3 separate regions of the Homo sapiens genome follow, and all the other regions are linked to region 2. A link is a loop called in an ENCODE intact Hi-C map of the cell type or tissue named here. Cell type or tissue: PC-9. All regions are shown on one strand. Links, peaks and the distances in the headings refer to the core of each region. The heading gives the core; the rest is flanking DNA.

Region 1 (3,606 bases), core at 449-2,948, 100 kb before region 2:
CAGTTTCCTTTCTCATCAGCCCTTCACTTGTCCTAAGGGACAGCACCCCGCAAAAACACACTATTTCACGTAGACCTGCAGTATCCACAAAGAAAAGATGATCTGGGACGTCCTCTGATCTTGCGTGTGGAGGATCCTTTGCCAGCTTTAGAGGAAGACAAGACATAGGGAGAAAAGGTTTTTGTTGTGGTTTGTTTTTTTTACTGCGACCTGAAATCCGCCTTACCAAAACCCATTCCAGAGAACTTTAGCCTTGGCTTCAGCCAAACAGGCAATGAAGTGTAACTTTTCAGTGACTATTTCGGTTCCAAAACCCTTGTATATATGGATTTATTTGGAAAAATAAAGCCTTAAAATAGAAGTCCAAGCTTATCATGTGCAGGCCTTTTCCTGCCAACTTATAAGCAACAAACTGGTGTATTTCTTCTTCCTCTTTGAGATAGAGTACATTCCAAGAGGAAGTCGATGTCAAGTATTTGGATAAACAGCTAAGATTTGAGAACCAGCTCTCCAGCAATGGGGGAGGTTTTCTCTAATATGTCCTAAGGCTGGTGTGCTACAGGTTTGTAGCAATTATTTCTTTTTTTAAAAAGCATTTTCTTCTCATTAGGGAAAAGACTTCTTGAATGAACTAAAGGGGACAGATGGAGACTTGGAACATTGTCATCACCCTTGAGCCTCTGTAACTATGATTTCTAGGGCACTCAGGTAGTTTATTGGGCAGTCATCCGAGGGGAAACTAAACACATGTTAACATGGACTGGCAGCCCCTAGTCTAAATTCTTTCAGCCAGTGGTCCCCAACCTTTTTGGTACCAGGGATCGATTTTATTGAAGACAATTTTTTCCATGGATGAGGTTGGGTGGGGGATGGTTTCGGGATGAAACTGTTCCACCTCAGGTCCTCAGGCATTAGAGTCTCGTAAGAAGCACGTGACCTAGATCCCTGGCATGCGCAGTTCACAATAGGGTTCGCGTTCTTACGAAAATCTAATGCCGTGGCTGATCTGACAGGAGGCGAACCTCAGGCGGTAATGTTTCCTCGCCTTCCACTCACCTCCTCTGTATGGCCCGATTCCTAACAGGCTACTGACTGGTACAGGTCTGTGGCATTTGGGGACGGGGACTCCTGCTTTAAGCCATAGGGTAGCAATGCTTCATTTCCATCCAGAAAAGAGGAGAAAGCGCAAGGGATGGTTGTTGCAAAATCATGTTCCCCATCAAGGGAGTCTCTTGGAGACAGTGGAGTCACATAACCAGCATGGTGACAGCAGGAATCAAGCCAGCTCCTGAACCCAAGTAGGAAAGCAGGTGACTGAATGGCAAAAACTGCCAGATACAAATATTTTCTTTTGTGCTTCTCTGTTTTTGAAGCAGCTCATGCCCTGGGAAGATGAGGATGTCTTACAATTGTTTCCATTTAGTGATGCAGAAACTGTCACAACAATGAGTCACTGTTCTGTACAAAAGAGACCTTTGGTGGTGGAAAACTGGTGTGTGTGTGTGTGTGTGTCTGTGTGTGTGTGTGTGAGAGAGAGAGAGAGAGATTGCTCAAATTGCCATTGCCTAATCAGCCAGTAGTGATTGAATGGAGAAAGCCTTTGAACCAGATCTCAGATTCAGGGTGCTTTCATGGAGCAAAGAGAAAAAGACTGAGAAATTCACTATGGTGAGTATTGAGGTTGTACTGCAGCTCAGTCTGGAGAATTGAAGGCTCCTTCCTGAAAGGGTATGGGGACATAGAGAAAGATAGCATCAGTGGATCAAAGCTACCACATTTTTGCGGTTAGATGGAGATTACAGTAGGGAGTGACAGAGATAAAATGTTAAAAACCTCCAACATTCCAGTTTAGACACAGCCCCTCCCCTTTCTGGCCATAGTGACCGCTCTCTGGCAAGCACTGCCCAGGGAAGATAAATCAGTTAGCCAGTGGCCTAAGGGTTAGGACTTTAAAAAACAACAACAATAAAAAAACCAAGAAGTTATAAACCGTGAGTCCACAAGTGGCCCCAGGAGACTTGCCTTCTGCATTCTCTCTGTCTGCGCAGGACTGTGAGGCATCTCTGGGAAGCCATCAGCTCTCAGGGGCAGGCACAGGAAACAGCTCTTCTTGTTGGCAAAATCCAGTTCGGTGGTTTGGAACAGGGTAGACAGAGAAACAAACAAGTGTTTGTTCATAGGCTGAGACCTAGGGGGTGTATAAGGAGTAATGATCCTATCACCTAAGGAGGATGAATTCTGGGTCATTTTATGAACTGTCTTCCTTAGAAAAGCCTCCGAAGCAACTGGCAGATGAAAACTGGAAACTATTTTGAGCTGGGATCAGGGAGTCCAGGGAGCTCAGCAGACCAGGTTACTGCCACTGCCACTCACTAATTAAGCACATGGACAAATTGCTGCCTTTTCTTGGCCTCTTTTCCTCCTCATAAACAGATGAATCCAAAACTTTTCTAAATCCAAAACTCACCAGTTACTTTTCCTCTTGTCTGCTGATCTTTACTTTTTTTTTTTTTCTATGACACTGCATTTTTCCCCCCTGATGTCAGGATCCAAGAGAAAGTGAAAACCTTTCTCCTGATACGGTCAATACTGGAGAACTGGGAACAATGTCAGAATGACCGGCCACCCTGAGCCAGCCCCTTCAATGGCACTGCCCCTGGGGGCTGTTCAACATATAAACTGGGGCCATTTAACATATAAACTGAATTCAAAAGTTACTTCATGTTCTACAAAAAGAATATGTTTTATTTTTAATTTACCTTCATTTTCAAAAAAATCAAGATTCTCTCTTTAAGGTGCCCCGGGCCCTATGTGTCATGCAGTACCCATTTGCAGAAACATCTTCTGTCACCAAGAGTTTCGGAGACAGTTTTTGTAGAGTTCCAGGCCTCAGTTTCTCTCTCTGTTGCAGGGAAATAATCAGACTTACCTGCCATCAGCTGCTCTGAGGTTTTTTGTGAGCTTCTCAGCTGACAGTTTTAAAAAGTAAAAACTATCCTTATATGTGATTACGTATCTTCTCAAATAAGACTTTCTTACATCTGCAGAGACTGTTTAGTCTCTTAGTCTTTTCTAGAATTCTGGGTTACGTTTAAAACAAGCACTACGTTTTATATTAATACCAAAGCTTTGAAACCACCGTGGTTAATGACTCTACCAGCTGCTTTTTGTCGTCTTTAATAGTGACCTCTTTTTAGGAATAACTGCCACCTAATACCTTCCTCTCAAAGACTAGGTCAACAGAGAGTCATTTGGCTGATTTTTCCATCAACAAGCTAGGGGGCTGGGGGTTAGCACAAACTGGTTGTAACCATTTTATTCTTCAGCCTCTCTCTGTGCCTGTGCCTCAATATTTCTCCAATGAATGCTAGTAGCCTCAGGATGCAGTACAATGATGATACTATCCTGCCCTCCGAAGAAAAGGCACTGTTTTCCTGCCTGCTTCCCTCCAAAGCATAAACACACAAACCGTATGCTGATAGCATCATTGTTACAAATACAAGCTTGAGATATTTAAATATTTGTGTTTAGATTCCATCTTTATCCATCACTCTTTTGCCTTTGTACAATTATGAAATGCAGATATTTTCATTCAATATCAAAGCA
Region 2 (3,606 bases), core at 516-3,015:
ACGCGGGAGGCAGAGGTTGCAGTGAGCCAAGATCGCACCACTGCACTCCAGCCTGGGCAACAGAGAGACTCCGTCAAAAAAAAAGAATGTCCAAAATAAATACTGACAACACAGAGTGTTGACAAGGATGCTGAGTAAGTAGAATTCACATACATGATGGCTGGAATTGGAAAATGCTACAGCAACTCTGGATAATAGCTTGGCAGTTTCCTTATAAAGTGAAACATACATCTACGCTATAACTCCACAAGGCCGATCCTGAGTATTTACCCCAGGAAAATGAAAATGTATGTTCACATGAAACTGATAAACAAAACTTCAGAGTAGCTTTTTTTTTTTTTTTTTTTTTTTTTTTACACAGTAGCTTCAAACTGAAAATAACTTGAATGTCCCTCAATGAGTGAAAGGGTAAATAAACTGTGATACCACATATGATGGAACACTATTCAGTCATAAAAAAGAACAACTTAGATAACTCTGTGCTGAGTAAGAGATGCCAGTTTCAAAAGACAAAAGCACAATGGTGGAGAAGAGATTAGTGATTGCCAGGGATTATGGTGGAGGGAGGGGTGAATATAAAGGGACAGCATGGGGAAGCTTTGGGGGGTTATGGCACTGTTTCGTATCCTCTTTGTGGTGGTTACACAAATCTATACATATGTGGAAATCCATAGAGCTGTACATCAAAGAAAAAAGTCAACTTTACTATAGGATAATTTGGAAAATAATTTTTTTAAAGGCCAATGCATTCCTATTTGACTTTTCTATTCACAGTTTGTTGTCAATCTCTTCTTTACTGAACTGATGACATCCTGTTTTCACTAACACTGCTTGCCTGGCGGGGAGATATGAGGCATGTGTGAGGCATTGCAGATACAAAGATGAGTCAGGCAGAGGCTCATGCACAGGGCTCACCACCTGGGCAAGGAAATGAGACAGGGAAGTGAAGAGACGTCAACAATTTATGCTACAGAAATTCAAGGGGTGAGAAATCCCTGATCACTATGGGAAGTGTAAGCACAAAGCGTGTTTTCTTAACTCAACCAAGAAGGAATAATTGGTTCTGTTTACTGTTTCCTTACCAAATATATTTTTTGGTAATTTTGAAGACTCCCTTGCTTTGACCAAAAAATATTAAATTTAAAAATCTCATTAGTTGATAGGAACAGTGCCTGCTGGGTTGTAAATTTATTGAAACATGGCCTGTCCTAACCAGCACTCTGACACATAGAAGTCCCGTCACTCATTATATAAATCCATTTATTAAATAAATGGATGAAAGATAACATCATGAGCACAATATTTGAATCATTGCTAGTCATTGCGGTATTATTTTGTATTTAGTTGTCATATTCATCAGTATAGCTTCTGTCATAGTCATTTGGAGATGAAACATATTTTAATTAATATGTGCCCACTTCATTCTGAGGCTCTGTAGGTGGCACTCCCCAGGGGAAAGTCCCTAAAAGTGAGTCACCGTGATTATTCATGTCCTGTGGCATCAGTCTTTGAAACCAATATCTACAGGAAATAAATACCAGGAATGTGAATGCAGATGCCTTGAGAAGACCACTAATCCTGCTATGATAAGTAACTGGGCAGTTATTCAAGTGGGGTGTTTTTAGTGCCATGGAAACAGACAGAGTCGGTGTTTTCCAAGGGAAAGTGTTTTAAATCCAGAGTCCTGCCTAATCTGGATATAAATATGCTGACTGTTATGAATCTAGCTTCCTAAACCAAGCCCTACCTTAATTTCCTCATATGTGAGGTAAAGGTCACCCACCACAGTCTGGTGTGAATTCATGGCAATTAAGGTTCTTACTTAGAAGAAGTCATTATTTTTATTCCCATCTGGGCAGAAGTCAAGTTCAAAGTCAGAGTTGTATCAGGGTTCAGCTTCTGTGATCAGTCAGACCATTTATGTTTAGAAGTGAGTTTTCTAAAGTAAGTGCTAAGTATTTTAGGCAAAGAAACCCAGCTGTGAAAATACTGCTAACATTTGTACAGTTGTTTTATATGTGGATTTATTTTTACTTGCACTTACTTTAGTGCGATTCTTTGCAGAGAAGTTCCTCTTCCCCTCCTCTCCTTCCCCGTCACTGCCTCTGGCTGCCTCTCGTGGGTCATTTGAGAAATGACAGTCTCTCTCTAATCCTTATGGGTCACAAGTGTTCTGCATCATGGCACACCCTTGACTAATTAGCATTAATAAGTGATGCTGGGAGAAAGAACCCTGGAGAAAAAGCAGAAGGCTTGTTTTTGCCAAATTGGAATTGACCCAGCTAGCAAAATTTTCCAGCGTACTTTCTTACTCTCTTGCCTCTTGTGTGTTCTTGCTGCCTAAACATACGTTTCTGACATGAGGTCTTGGACAGCCCATGAAATACACTGCCCTGCATACCTTTTGTTCCAGGGGGCATGGGGACTTTATTTATTTAATAAACTTTTCCTAAACTGTTTACTGTGTGCAGGCCATAAGGGATAATAAGACATCATTTCTGCCTCCTACCTTTTTATGTTGTTTTAGCACAGATATGGCAAAGATATATCTAACTATATATTAGTTATTGAGCACCTACTGTGTGAAAGGCATTGGGCTAGGTACAAATAGAAGAGCCTTGCAGAATAAACAGGACTTCAATAGGCAGGGAACCAAAATAGGACAGGCCAGGTAGGCTGCGCAGTAAAAGGAAAAGCTCAAAGGCAGGAAAGTAAAAGTCCAATTAGAGGGCTCTGCGTAGGGAATCCAAAGCAAAAGGGCTTAGTGGGAACTTCTGGGTCTATAACCAAAAGCAGGGTTTCAAAGAGATATTTACTTCATCCATGTTCATAGCAGCCATATTCATAATAGCCAAAACAAGGAAGCAACCCAAATGTCCATCAGTGGACGAAAGGATAAACAAAATAGCCTTAAAAAGGAAGAAAATCCTGCCATACACTACAACATGGATAAGCCTTGAGGACAGGATGCTAATGAAATGAGCTACTCATCAAAAGAAAATACTGCATGATTCCACTTACATGATATAGTTGAGAAATCACAGTCATAGAAACAGAATATAGAATGGTGTTTTTCAGGGGCTGTAGGGGAGGAGAGAAAGAGGAGTCATTGTTTAATGGGTATAGAATTTTAGTTTTACAGGACAAAAATTTATGGACATGGATGGGGTGATGGATGTGCATTATGAATGTATTTAGTAACACTAAACTGTACACTTAAAATGGTAAAAACTGTAAATTTTATGTGTATTTTACCACAATAAAAAATGGAAAAAAATGGGCATAGTGGAAAAACTCAGGGTTCAAATCCTACCTCTTTCCCTTATGCACTGGTTCTTCATATACAGACTAAAAATAACAATTGCACTTTTCAGGGTTGTTGTAGGTATTTAAGAAAATCCACTTAATACATGCAGGCGGAGGTTAAAGATAGTTTTTCGTATTAGTCAGTTTGACTATAGCAAACAATTTATGAAGGAGAACATGGAAAATGAGGTGGCAAAAGCAGTTTAGAGCCTCAAGTGAAATGCCTTGAATGCCTATCTATAAAATGGAGCTTTATTCTGTGAACAGTGAGGAACCATTGATGGTCAGTGAACAAAAGAG
Region 3 (3,606 bases), core at 449-2,948, 370 kb after region 2:
TGTCCGTGTTACTCTATCATTTAACCTTTTTGAGGTAAAGTTAAAATGGGTATTCTTAAGCTTTCAGAAACTGTTCACTGCTTGAGATTTCTAGCAAGTTCCACCCAAGGAGTGAGCCCACATCACATTTGTACAAATGTGTTCTTGCTGGATTGGCAGCTGAGGATAGGGCATTGGGTTGGGAGTTGAAGGAAGCAGATTTCAGCTATAGAGCTCCTGATGTGAAGAGACTTGTTTCTATGGCATTTTGTTCTCCAAGTCTCCAGACTTTTTCTTTTTCTCTTGTGATTTTTTTATCCTATGGAACATCCAAGAGCAGTGTAATCCATTCAAGGGCACAGCCCTGAGGCCACTGAGATATTTGCTAAGTGGGTTGTGGCATGACTTACATGTTTACAATTGGAAGAGCCAGCAGTAGGGGGTCTGCCTATGTCATGAGGTTCTAGAAATGTCCCCGACTTGGATTTGGGAAATCATCCATGGCATGGTGAGACATGCTCAAGTGTCATCTGGGAGACCACAGGAAACTCTGCTCATTGAACAGCACATCATGAGTTGTGGTCTTAGTGTGACCTACAGCAAAATCCCAATTGTGGGCAAGGTTGAAAGCAAGAATTTAAAGCAGGAAGAAAGCATAAGGCTGGCTAGAGGGAGGGGCTAGAGTCTCAAGCTACGAACAATATGAAGGTGTCAGAGGCCCACAGTTGGTTTTGGTTGGGAGCAGACATAGCTGATGAGGTAGACATGATGTCTTAAAGTTGCTGGTCCAGATCAAATAACACGGAGCAAAGCAAATTATAGAGATGGAAGTGAGCTAGTAAATACCATGTGGCCACATAATATACAAGTGTCATAACACGGATGAAAAGGAGAAAGTTCACTTGATTAACCAGATGTCTTATCTACAGGAAACCAAACCTCTGCCTACATGAAAATGTTCGAGTCATTAATTAAATTTTTCATGTTCCTCCGGCGATACAGAGAGAGCCTGAGAAATTATATGATAAGAAGAGAGAACAAAGAACTAGAATTTCCCTTTTCAGAATGATTTTTATCACTTTTTTTTTGTCTGAGTCTTATGTCTGCCCTCTCATCTTCGGTACTTGATTAACTAAAGGTCACTTCCTGGTTTCACATTGCCAGAGCTCTCACTGGACTTCCTCCCGGGTCGAACTCCTCGGTGCTTCTTGCCTAACTGAATTTTCTCCAACACGGTCTCCTTGCACCATTATTTTGTCCATTTATCTGCCCTCAGAACACCCTCCAAAGCCTTCTTAACTTTCTGAGAGCCTGGGCCTAAGGCCCATCCAAGGAGGCCCTTCATTCCCAAGGGGAAAGGGGGTGGAATAAAAGAACATATATTTGCAAATAATAAAGAAACAGGGAGTCATTTCTGACATGTTTGCTTGGGGAACAAAAATTAGCTATCTCATAGCTAAAGGTTAAAGGACTCAAAGACCCCATTCTTTATAACCCTTTGAAGACAGTTTGGAGCTAGGAAAAGAAAAAAAAAGGACACACACACACACACACACACACACACACACACACACACCACACACACATGAAGAATATCTAATTTTGTGAATGTCATTTTCAAATTCAAGTCTCAAATGTTCCCTGAGGCTAGTGGATTGCAAAGGCAGCACAGTGATGAAAACTTAATAAAATACCCAGAAAGATCATAGATCACACTGGCTCATCAGCTGTCATAGGTAAGGAAAAAATAATGACATTAGTCTAATATTTAGGAAGTTCTTGGCCATGTTTCATTCTCTGCAATGACAGCTACCCTGGCTTCAAACTTCATCACTGTCCACCATGAGCTCATCTGCGGTCTCTGGTCATTTCTGCCATACACTTTCTTCTTTCTGCCTCTGTTTAAAAAATGTGTTTAACCACAAAATCTATGCATGTCGATGTCTTTATGTCATGACTTTAGTCATTTCCCATTCCAGGCTCTCATCTTTTCCAGCCCATTTCCTCTGCCACCAGTTATACCAGAAATATGGGTTTATATAAATGGCATCTATTAAGACATTCCCTGGCTTCCTCATTCCTGTAGGACAGGCTGAAGCCCTTTGAATGGAATACAAAGACTTTGCAATAGAAACTGACTTATTTTACAGCCTCACTTCTTGTCACTGTGCCTCTGACCTTTTTTGTCCTCTTGCCCCCACCTTTACCATGATCTATGTTGCCACAATCACAAACATGTGGGACTCATTGACTTCTCCATGCTTTAGCATGTGCTTTTCTGGAATGCCCTCTCTCTTTTTCTCCTTGTGATCAAAGATGATTTGGCCTCCACTGCTTTCAAGTGTCCTCATCTCAGAAGTCTTTCCTAAATTTATGCTGGGATAATTGCTTTGATCTCCAGAGATACGGTATCATACTGGAACTGTTGTTAGCACATCTGGGATCTACTCCTAGTCCCGTCTTTACTCAAAGACACACTGAACTGAGAACTCCTCACTTTTGCACCCCCTTTTGTTTTACAGTGCTTGACACCATGTGCTCAATTAATGTTAAATGAAGAAAAGAATAATGAAGAAATGGGACACAATCAACCCAAAAGGAGTGGAAAGGCTGTGTGTTGTCTTCATCTGAGCAAAGCTTGTCTTGGCATCAGGTGCTGGATACACACCCCTTATGCCTTCTCTCAGAGCTCCCAGAACAACTTACTTTGAGAGATTAGTCCATCATTGACTTATTTCCTGCTTGATTTCCTACTTGAAGTTCATTTCCTCATTGTACTTTCTATGTGTATGTATATCTAGTGTGACCTCAATTTTTCATTTGAAGGTAATGACCTCCCTAAAGGAGGCTGGAAAACCTTCCCATCTTATCCCATAAACACCCATTCTCAGAAGTCCAGGATCAGCAGGTATTACTTCTCCAAAGTCCACATCCTGAGAAAGTCACAAGAACAAATTTATCAGTCTTCTTCTGCCTTGCTCTTGGGAGCGTTTGTTAACACAATTTTCTAGAAAGGAACTTAGAAAACTGTATCCAGAGTCTTCAAAACCTTCCATCGTTTGATTCAGCAATCTCACTTCAGTGATGGGAGAAAATATATATTCATAGGTGCTCATCTCAGAATTATTTATATTAGAAAACAATTTAAGGTAATGGTTTAAGTAATGGCACAAGCATTAGTCAGTAAAAATTATATCTTAGAAAAATATTTAATGACATTCCCACAATGGTCAGGTTAACCTGTTAATGAAAAAACAAACACCATCACTACTATTTTTTCCATCCTCATAGCTGCCAATGTAAAATAGTTGGAGGCTTTTTCTTTTTGACCCCAGGCATAGCCTCATCCTGAACAGTGGAAGAGAAGACCCTGCTCAGTCAGCTGATTTAAGCCTAAAGCTCACAAGATTACTCTAAGCTACTCCAATGACCCCTTTCTACCTTTCTGCCTCCACACTGGGACACTATGGCTCCCTGGGGTGTGAGGTGACACCCCTCTGCTGGTTCTGCAAAGTACCCTGTCACCTGCTGCTATACTCCTGATATTCCTGAAAGATGAAACAGGTGTTTGCTCCCAGCCTGAATCAAGTTTGCATTCCTGCTTCCAAGAGCCAGAAGAGTACTGCC

Evidence for each region. A loop is a pair of places that touch in the nucleus more often than their neighbours do. Peaks named below come from ENCODE experiments on the same cell type or tissue, not always from the same donor. Only the 100,000 strongest peaks of a DNase experiment are listed, where the experiment ranks them.
Region 1: it touches region 2 in a loop (7-fold over the local background); 8 of 110 quality-filtered maps call a loop at or near these places.
Region 3: a loop joins it to region 2, with 13 times the contacts of the local background. A loop is called at or near these places in 2 of 110 quality-filtered maps.

Annotation. Positions count from the first base shown.
Region 1 is chr1:221,333,841-221,337,446 of GRCh38, forward strand. It overlaps LINC02817 (long intergenic non-protein coding RNA 2817), which reads right to left and starts at 2,456. Exons shown (of 2, transcript NR_024236.1): 1 at 2,023-2,456; 2 at 1-145. The region is part of intron 2 of LOC105372932 (a long non-coding RNA gene); the gene reads left to right. RefSeq lists an enhancer at 1,586-2,785. In PC-9, for the core only: no CTCF peak of the experiment used is centred there; a DNase peak (open chromatin) is centred at 1,761; H3K4me3 peaks cover 357 bases; H3K27ac peaks cover 2,219 bases.
Region 2 is chr1:221,438,670-221,442,275 of GRCh38, forward strand. All of the region lies in intron 3 of LOC105372932 (a long non-coding RNA gene), which reads left to right. Among named protein-coding and RNA genes, the nearest start is that of LINC02817, 100 kb to the left of the region's middle. RefSeq lists an enhancer at 1,035-2,234. In PC-9, for the core only: no CTCF peak of the experiment used is centred there; DNase peaks (open chromatin) are centred at 892 and 1,542; H3K4me3 peaks cover 279 bases; H3K27ac peaks cover 2,487 bases.
Region 3 is chr1:221,808,700-221,812,305 of GRCh38, forward strand. No RefSeq gene overlaps it. Among named protein-coding and RNA genes, the nearest start is that of LINC01655, 30 kb to the right of the region's middle. In PC-9, for the core only: no CTCF peak of the experiment used is centred there; a DNase peak (open chromatin) is centred at 2,002; H3K4me3 peaks cover 444 bases; H3K27ac peaks cover 2,328 bases.